Linked DNA regions of Homo sapiens: region 1 is linked to region 2. A link is a contact called in ENCODE Hi-C or POLR2A ChIA-PET data. All regions are on one chromosome and are shown on one strand. Each heading gives the region's core, a stretch centred on a gene start or an enhancer-like site at or near the end of the contact. The rest is flanking DNA. Distances are from core to core; before and after follow the strand shown. Region 1 has its middle 280 kb from the start of SATB1-AS1. Region 2 overlaps SATB1-AS1 (SATB1 antisense RNA 1).

Region 1 (5,057 bases), core at 2,215-4,714, 190 kb before region 2:
TATATATACTCCTGGTCTTCTAGTACCCTTGGGTCATGGTGGAACCATGCATGTGATTTGGTTGCATGAAGAATCAGGCCAGTGGACATACATTTACCTGTGGTAATCCACTGAATACTTGTGGAAGTGAAAAAGTACCCTCTAGAACCATGCTTGTCAAATGTTAGTGTGCATGGGAATTGTCTCGGAATTGCATTATGGAAATGCAGCTTCTGATTTAGTAGGTCTTGGTTAGGCCTATGTCTTTGCATTACTGCTAGTCTACAGACCATACTTTCAGTCACCAGAGAATCTAGGAATGAGCAGACAACCTAGGCTCCAGGCCCACCTCTCCTGCTGAATTCAAATGGTATTTTTCACAATTCACTTATTTCCTTCACCCTGTCAGCCAGCCAAATAAGCACTGGGAGTGTATAAGAACTGCAAGAAATGTTTTGAGGAACGCAAAGGTGACTGTGGCATGCTCATTCCTGCTTTTAAAGGATTTACCACCTAATGGTACAGAAACACACACACACACACACACACACACACACACACACACACACAAAGGAATGCCATCCAAGACTGCAAGGAGGAGCCAAAAGTGTCCAGGAGAGGGAGGATCATACTGGCAACCTAAAGAAATCAGGGTAACACATTTAATGTTGTTTTGCCTTAATTTGCCCCTCTACAAAATGGAACTAATTTTTTTGTCACTTGGCTCTTAAGACTATACTGAGGGCAAAATGAATTCATCAAGTTTAGAGTATTTTTGCAAGCAGTATCCTATGTAATTGTTGTTAATATCAGCAGTAATATCAATATTCCAGTTATAAATAGATAACTCACTTGGAGTGATTCTACTTATTATTGTACATAATTCTAAGTATCACTTTTGTATTAGGAAACGGCTCTCTTTGCTGACTTCATGACTGTAGGGCAAACGCTGTGTTTTTGACATGGGACAGGAGGAGTACCCTGCATGGGGACTCTGCATTCAGCTCATAAGTAACATGGTGGGGTTGTGGAGAAGGCAGTTCCATTTCTGTCTCACAGCCCAGGATCCTGGGTTATTAACTGGGGGCTGTGAGGAGTATGGAGTTTGCAGAGGGAATATTCTAAAGAGGTGTGGTCAAGTTGTTCAGAGAAGAGCAAGCATCTGAAACAGAATAATAGAAATTATTCCATTCTTCCGATTATGGCAACACATAGGAACCCTACCCATCCCTTTTCCCACTTCAAGATGAACTGGTTACTATTTTTAGGGTTCTTTCTTTTGTTCTAAACACAATGAATTTTAAGTTGCCGGCTACCCAAGATACAGAGCTCTCTGTGGGTTAGGGTGAGACATTTGTAGGGCCTACATCACAGCTCAACTTCTGCCTCTGCCCAGTCTACTTTCCCCTCCTGCACATCCACAGATGTTGATCCTGAGGGCACTCCTTAATAAATACTCTGCTTGCTAATCCTCCCTTAGAGTCTGCTTCCTAGGGAACAGAACCTGTGACCTCTTTGACCATTCCTCTTTTTACCTTGTGGCACATCTAAACAAAATTGACTACTCTCAGCTCCTTGAATAAGCCACAAACTCTAACCTCTATGTTCATTTGCACATATTCCATGTCCATCACATAATAAAATACCCAGCACATTGCAAATATGCATTAGTTATTGTTGAAAAAACATGTGTCCTTGTATCTGGCCCTTCTTCCTCTAATCTCCCTTTCTTGAGTAACTACTTCATCCTCATCTTTTCAGATAATTCAGCCTAAATGTCACTTCCTCTACCAAGCATTTTCTGATTTTCCTTGTCCTTTTTCCTTTCTTGGAATTGCTATTGTTCTCTTCGCTCTATAAGAAATTTTGTTAAACTGTATCACAGCAGCTTATTTGCCTATTTCCCTTCATCCTATGCAAACCGTGAGTTGTTTTTGAACACCTTGAAGTCATGGCTGTTTTTTTCACCTCTGTTTATACAGCAATAGTTTTCTTTTTTTTTTTAACCTTTGTTCATCCAGGCTCAAGAGGTGTTTAAAAATGAAACTTAGATCTGTGATCTCCTAATACAGATCTGCATTAGAATCACCTGGAGAAATGTTAGAAATGTAAATTCTCATTCTTGACCTCTGACTCAATAACTCCAGGATTAGGGCCCATTTCTGCCACCTTTGGGAACTGCTGACGAAAATCTCAGCTTGACTATCCACCATTTCTACTGAGAAGAGATCCATTTAGTTATATTTTTAGTTTTTTGACATTACAGTTGATCCTTGAACAACATGGGTTTGAACTTCTGGGGTCTACTTACATGTGGATAATTTTCAAACAAATGCAGATGGAAAATACAGCATTCATATGATGCGAAACCTGCCTGCATGGACAGCCAACTTTCAGCATTTGCAGGTTCTGCAAGCCTGAATGAGGGACTTGAGTAAGTGCAGATTTTGGTATACATGGGGGTCCTGGAACCAATCCCTCACACATACCAAGGGGTCACTGTAGCTTGATCATTTACTTTTAAGCATAGCTAAGCTCTTGGTCAGGAATACACCACCCAATTATTTCTCTGCTCCTATGGAAAATGACACTGTGCCTTCCAGAGGTCCAGTTTGGTAACAGCATGAGAGCACCAGAGACAGGTTGCCTGGGTTGACCCCTGGTCCCAACCCTTTGCTGACAGTACAACCTTAGACAAATTACATATTTCTTTGTGCCTCAGTGTTCTCACCTGCAAAATGAGGACAATAATAATTTGTACCTCATGCATTGGTTGTAAGAATCAAATAAGTGAATGCATGGGGAGTGTTTAGAACTGAACTTGACACATAGGGAAATCTCAATAAATGTTACTTATTTCTATTTCTATAATGATTACTGTTTTTTATTATGATCTTAGGAAATTACTGTCTAGAAAAATATGTAACTATAAGGGACATATTGACTAACTGTGAATGTCTAAAAGTTTGGCAGAGGAATGTATAACAAAATTCACAATTTGAGATTCTAGTCCCATGACATACGTTATCTTCCCATTGTTAGTTGCTTTTCCATGATCTCCTTGTTCCTGGTGCCTGAAGATTTTTCTCACATCTTGTTGTTCTGGCAGGGCTTTCCAAGCTTAAACAATATGCTCTATAGTTCAACATTCTACAAGAGACTTGGGTGAAGGATGTTTTTTATATCTCGGAAGTTTAAAATTGCGCAATCCTTCAGGCATAGTGTTTCAACTGAGAGTGGCCTGTTTTCTGAAAGCAGTCTTCCGTACAGACAGTAGTATATCAATTTGTCACCAACTTGGAGATCCCGGCAGAAAACTGTGAAAATTACATACCTGTAATTTGGTTTTCTCATTATAGGGACCTTGACCAGTCTGGATGCTATAGAGTAAGGTCATTGACACTTAAAAGAGAGCAGCTGGACTTAAGAATTTGATGGCAAAACTCAGCAACCCCTCCTTTCCCCTCCGCCTCCACATCCCCCTCTGGCAGGAAATTACACCCAAACCACAGAAAACATTGCACATGCTTTCATCCAAAGAGAAATAATAAAGTTGATCAGCTTAAATTAAAAGGCTGTAACCTATTTTTTACTTTGTGTAAATAAGTCAGGTGTAACAATCTATTTTACTTGCCTATGAAAGTGTTCATCCACCTGAAGGCAACAGAAAGCTGAGATTTCACAGAATCAATTTAGGGTGAACTTGAGAAAAGGTTTTCACATAAAAACTCCCAAAAATATTACTATGAAAGTCTGTGAACTTTTTTCTCATTGAAAAAAATAATTGCCTCTCAGGGCCCCCAATTCTAGATAAAGACACAAAGGATGCTTGACCTGTAAAAGATTAGAACTATATGATAGATTTGAAATCTGTCTTGTAAAAGATAAATTCTTTTTTTATTATTCCCCAGTGTAGAACTAAGGCAAATGAATAGAAAGATATTAAGGCAGTGACTTTGGGTCAACATGAGTTTAGGATGTAGAAATGTCATTATATTAACAGCTGGCAGCCTATTTACTCCTAAAAAGGGAAGAACATTTGCTTACAGATATACCCTGACAATGTCTTAAAGAAGATGAGTATTATGCTGAATTAGGTTTGTAGAGTATGTTCTTTGTATAGTGACATATTCTTTGACCCCTCAAATTTTCAGTAAAATAAGTAAACCAGCACAAAGCTAATTTCTAGAGGATCTTTCATGAACTGGTGGAGGGATTCAATGTTGCCTCCAGGACAATGTAGGATGAAAACAAGGACTAACACGACAGCTGGAACGTTGATGGACAGATGCATAAGGAAGCAAACTATCAGGAATTTGCGAAAATTATGAAGCGGGGCTCTGAATTTCCAGAGAAGTTCACAGTGAACTGACAAATCCCTGAGAGGCAGGGAAGCCCTGGCTGACAGCTCATTTTCAACAGAAAGAACTTTCCTATAATGCTCACCTAGCTAGTAAAGTGACTCCCTAGCTCCTATACTTACTTCCTCCCTCAGGGCTAACAAGCCCTACCGTGGCATCCTCACAGGGCTGGACTCTGATCCCCCTGGTCAAGGAGAGAGTCCATTGAGGGAGATGAATTAATTAAGAGATTTACAGCTCAGAAGGCATAATGGAAGATGCAGCCCTGTTTATTGTGCTTCATGAACCCAGAGAAGAAGTCCCAAACTCAGTTTTGGAGTAAGACGGTATTAGAGAAAGTTTCTCAAAAGAGGTGACAGTGGGTTGGGGCAGGAGTAAATTTAAACAAACAGTAAGTTCAAAATGTAAAATTGTTTGATATTTTGAGGGAACGGCAAGCCCTTGAGTGTGGCTAGCTCACAGCGGCTAACGTGGGAGATTCGGGGCTGCCTTTCAAAACAAGCATAGGAAGGTAGCCAAAGACCACATCTAAAAGGTTCCTAAGTCAATCTAAAGAGCTTGGATTTTTATCCTGAAGACAATAGGAAGCCACTGACAGTTTTTAAGTAAAGAAGCACTGTGATTACATTTGGTGATTGAGAAAAATATGTTGAGGGTCTCTAGACAGCTGTTTTGTGGAGTTTAGATATTTGCTTGTCCAATGCCATCCTCCTAGCC
Region 2 (5,295 bases), core at 1,620-4,119:
CCCACAATATAATATCTTGGTATGAAGACAAAAAAAGTATAAATTTTTCTAATTATAAAACTAATAAATTTTATCACCCTAAAATACTTGAAATGGTAAATTTACAAGGAAGAGAATAATACAAAATAATAAAAATCCCTCTAATCCCAGCACACAGAGATAATCCTCTTTATAATTTGTTGTAGTTCCCTCCTATGCATATTGTTCTAAATAGTTCCAGTAGACAACTTATGCATTTTTCTTTTCCACTATTGATAATTTAAATTTTTAATAAATATCATAATATTCTGTTTTATGACATAATTTAATTACTCATTCCCATGATGCCAAACATATTTATTGCAATTATTTAACATATATGTAGTTGATTCATTAATATTGAACTCAGAGCCAAAAGCACTATAATGCATGCCTGATATTCATGTTACATGAATGAAGCTTATTTAACACAAATAAGTTTGTCATTTTCCTCATAAGGTACATCACAGGGGCTTCTTCTGCTTGGAAACACTAGACAGCACTTAGTGCCTCAGTGCTATGCTAAATAAAATTATACTCAATAACGTTGCAAAGGATTCGCAGACTATTCAAGTAAAGCCTTAGTCATTTTTCTGGTGGTTGAATATGGCCTGTTATTTCTGATTGATATACACAGCTTTAAATGTATTCTTAGAAACTGTAATACTCTGTGTTTTTTTACTTTCATTTGTGTTTATCAAGGTTGCTTCAAATTTATTTCTATTAAATGTGTGAATTTGGCAATGGAAATTTAAATGACTATATTTATAAATAAGTGAAACTTGAACAGAAAATGTGTAGAATAACATCTCTGCTATAAACAATACAAATAAAAAATTTTTTTATAAAACAAAGAATGTTATGATAATACCAAAAATGAGCAGGAAGTTTATATATGCTGGAATTCAAATTAGCCAGTAAAGGTGACAATATTTGGCCTACTTAGGGCAGTTTATTTCACAATAAATTATATATTTTATATCATGCATGATGACTAAAAAAATTAGAGCTCTTATTACTCAGATTAACATTTTCAAATATAAGTATTTACTTTATCATTTTAATCAAGGCAAATATTCTCACCCCTTAGTATTTATTGAGCCTCCCACTCACCCTAGGGAACATGGCAGTGCTGCAGTTTGCTTTGCATTTGCTGAAAATGGCAATTAACAAGTCAAGAGAATTTTTATTTTAAACAAAATTGTTAACACACTGCTAATAGGTAAAATCATGTGTTCTGGGAAGTAATTTGTGGGCAAGTGGTTATGATACAAGCATTTTTAAATAGACTTCAAGGAAGGGACACCAAACTGGAATGTTGAAAAGTATGTAAATGTGGGTAATGTTGCATGGAAGTAAATCTCATCTATCATTCTTCAGAAAATGCATGTGGTAAGACGGCACTTCCCTACCTCCTTGAAGTGAGACATGTTCATGTGATTTGCATGGTCCAATGAAACCTAAGAGTGTACGTCACCTCCAGATGACAATTTGAAGAAACATTGCAGAATTTGCCATGACTTTTCCTTTCCAGTGTGATTGTGGATGCACATTTTGAGACAGAGACTTCATCTGCTGAGTTCTTGAGTGACTAGAATGAACAGTACTACTGCTACTTTGCTTTGGAAATGTGGCATGAAATCTCAGTGGTTTCAAACATAAGAAATACACTTTTACTTTTGAAACCACCGAGATTTTGGGCTTGTTACTATAGCATAACCCTAAAATATCCTAACTATTACTACCTCTATGAAAAAAATCTCCAGTTAAAAAAAAAAAACACATAAAATGTTACTTATTCTCTGAGTAACTCTAGCTGCAAAGGACCAGCTAGAATTGGGGGAGGTGGGTCTTGTGAACTGATTATTTTTTCAAAGCCTATGGATCTGCTAATATTGGAAATTTGCCTTTAACACACACAAAACTGCTGGATTTTCCTTATTCTATGAAGTAAAATCCTCCTCTTAATTAATTTTATGTTTTCTTTTTTCCAAACTCATTTACTCCACAAACATATATTTGTTATCTAATATGAGCAGGTGATCTGAAGAATTCAAAGATGAGATGAAACTCATCCTTGAGGTCTTTATCACCTAAGAATGGGGATAAAATATTTACATACATTAGTGTATAAAATAGGAAGTGAAGTCCCCCACCCATAACCCCATACTTAGGAACTGATTAATCTGCTGTATAGCTTTTTGGATTGTAATAAACATATAAACATCTTTTTCTTTTATATAAATGAAAATGTATTCTAAGTGATTTTTCTGGAACCTGATATTTTCTCACTCTTTTAGAGTATCTTTCCACATGAATACACATAAATAAACCTCATTATTTTTTAATGGCTGTCTTGTATTACATTTAGAAATGTCTCAGTTTATATATCCAAGCTTTCTATTGTGCATCTTTTTAAAAGTGTGATTACAAAGTGGATAGAACCTTCTTATTTACAAAATGCTTTTTACTACAAAACTACATATATTTATTCAAACTGAACATAATATTAAAATAAAGGAAAAGAACTCATCTAGATAGGTCCTAATTCAAAGTTCCCTAAGGGGAAAAATTGCTTGTTTGTTTGTTTGTTTGTTTGTTTATTGTTGTTTATTTAACTGAAATGTCCAATGATCTGTTCTGGACATATCCGCTATGCTTCTTCCTCATTGTTTTGTTTCCTCTTTCATAACATTCATAGGCTGGAGTAGTTCAAGCATACATCCTCCAGACTCACACTCAGAAGAAAAGAGTTTTCTATAGTCCCAGGGGCTCACATACAAGTCCCAAAACTCTCTCAGGTTTGACCAACTTTCAACTCATAACACCCTTGATGAGTCAATGTGGGTAGTGAAATTGGGTAGGCTCTTTTACCAGGCTTGGGTCTCATCTTGCATCTCTGGAGTTGAAGTAATGAAGCACCTTCTTCAAAGCATGTATGTGAGTGAGAAGGGTTTTTTTTATAAAGACAAGGAATGGTGAGTGAGCATCGCCAAAAAATAATTGACATCCTCTACAGCCCTGCTCTATCTCCCTGAACTATTAGCCCTCCCCAAAGGCTGCCACTCTTAACATTCTCGTATTCGCTCACAAATTGTCTATGCATCTGCAAGACACACACACGAGTGGAATCACACTATAGATTGCTTTTTGTATTTCATTTTTCATCAATATTCTATCCTAGGCTTTTTGTTTCAGCCCACAAAAGTCTATTTCAGGCTTTTCAATGGCTGTATAATACTTCGTTATAAGTATGTACTATAAATCATTCAGCTAATCTCCTATCTATGGACATTGGTGGATGGGGGTGTTATAATGACAAATAATGTTTCACTGAACATATTAGTATTAGTCTATTATTGCATTGCCATAAAGAAATACGTGAGACTGGGTAATTTATAAAGAAACGAGGTTTAATTGCCTCACAATTCTGCAGGCTGTACAGGAAGCATGGCAGCATCTCCTTCTGGGGAGGCCTCAGGGAGCTTCAAATCATGGTGTAAGGCACAGCAGTAGCTCACACATCACATAGCAAAAGCAGGAGCAAGAGAGAGTGAGGCGGGGAGGTGCTGCACACTTTAAATGACCAGATCTCAGAAGAACTCACCTCACTATGCAAGGACAGGGCCGTAGGGGATGATGTTAAACCATTCCTGAGAAATTCACCCCCATAATCCAATCACCTCACACCAGGACCCACCTCCAACACTGGGGATTACATTTCAATATGAGATTTGGGTGGGAACACACATCTAAACTATATTAATACTTATACATAAATCTAGATGCATTTGTTCAAGTTTATCTCCAGATTCAAATCTTAGACATAAGATTATTGGGTCAAGAGGACATTAGCATTTAAAATTTTAACATACATGTTTAAAAATAGAAATAAAATTAGAGGTTGAAGGTCTTTGCCCTCCCATCCACAGTATATGGGAATGCCTGAGTCTCATTGTATCTTTGCAGTTTTGCTCAAGTGATGGCTGAAAACCAGTATTTCATTTTTATTTTATTCTGAATGTCACACATTTTTTTATTCGCCAGATGAATGCCATTATCTGTGAATTGCCTATTTCCATGTTCATTTTCTTCTAGATACAAAATTTCTCTTATTGAGTTATTAGTATATTAAGAAAATTAGCACCTAATCTACTGCATTAACATATTTTTTAAAAACTTTTGACTCCTTTTATGCCATTTTTGTTACATTAAACTTTTTTAAAGCTTTATATATTTATATTTGTGAATCTGTTTTCTTATAGTTTCTGGATTTTGTATGTTACTTATAAATCACTTTTAAATTTACACTAAACTCACTATATTTTCTATTCCTTCAATGGCCACATTTTTGTTTAAGTCATTGATTCTTCTGCAATTGTTGTTAGTATTGGGGTGTGGTCATCATTAATAATTTGTTTCTCTCATCTTCTAGGTACATGGTAGATTGCAAGTACACACCCAGTGGTAGATTGGAGCCAGGTAAGTAGCTCTGGGCAATCACTTGTGAGTGGAAGTAAGCACAAGTCACTACAGGGTAGACATTTCATTGTCAATGCAAGAGCTTATTTTTCTCTCTGATGCAGCATCACGCCATGTTTGAGATGGTAGCTATTCCACCAGCCGTCAGCCTGGGTCTTTGAGTTATAGAATCCACAGAGGTCTCCTGATAACAAGAAGTGAAAAATAAACTTTTGTGGTATTAAGCCATTAATACTTGGTTGCTTTTTAACTGCAGCATAACCAGCTGTATCCCATCTTTTCTTTTGGGGACAGTTTTGTAGCAGATGCTGTCAGTGCCTCTCATATTACCTCCCTGTTAGCATCTGTTTCCCTTTGGCCCAACTTCCAACTCCTAGCACCAGTAGTTCTTTGTTAAGGGTGTCCTCTCACTGCTGAAACTCACTCTGCCACCTGTTCAACAGGTTGGAAGCTTCTGGAATTAATGTCTCTAGGAGCAGCTCTCAAGCAATATCTGAAGAGTGTTGGTGTATAAATACTTAGCTCCCTTACCCCTTGGGTAGGATAACTTTAAGGCAGAATAGCTTGTCTGGGCTTCAAGAGCTTTCCCTGTGGGATTATGCTTCAGTTGCTTCCTGGAACTGAAAGCTGTCTTGATAACATGCTCTTCCAAAATAAACTTTCTTTCATTCTTTCACTTAATCATTCTCCTACCTTTACTCTCTAACAAATTACTCAACCTTAAAAGCTTGTCTCAGTGTCTATATCTCAGGTAACCCAAGCTAAGTCAAATTTGAATAGCAACAGTTTGGGGAC

What was found. Hi-C counts contacts between places; a loop is a spot of excess contacts on that map. ChIA-PET counts read pairs that join two places held with the same protein, here RNA polymerase II (POLR2A). Pooled maps may share reads with other maps.
Region 1: a loop to region 2 is called in a pooled map, with 2.4 times the contacts of the local background. The contact joins two enhancer-like sites. A Hi-C loop is called at or near these places in 2 of 50 pooled maps. POLR2A ChIA-PET finds 5 or more read pairs at or near these places in 3 of 52 experiments (A673, activated CD4-positive, alpha-beta T cell and activated T-cell).

Annotation. Positions count from the first base shown.
Region 1 is chr3:18,724,143-18,729,199 of GRCh38, reverse strand. No RefSeq gene overlaps it. Among named protein-coding and RNA genes, the nearest start is that of SATB1-AS1, 280 kb to the right of the region's middle. Within about 2 kb of position 3,464, at least 5 of the 41 ENCODE cell types and tissues checked have a DNase peak (open chromatin) inside an H3K27ac peak, as active enhancers do.
Region 2 is chr3:18,529,370-18,534,664 of GRCh38, reverse strand. SATB1-AS1 (SATB1 antisense RNA 1) reads right to left here. Exons shown (of 7, transcript NR_125803.1): 7 at 4,551-4,684. Among named protein-coding and RNA genes, the nearest start is that of SATB1-AS1, 87 kb to the right of the region's middle. Within about 2 kb of position 2,869, at least 2 of the 41 ENCODE cell types and tissues checked have a DNase peak (open chromatin) inside an H3K27ac peak, as active enhancers do.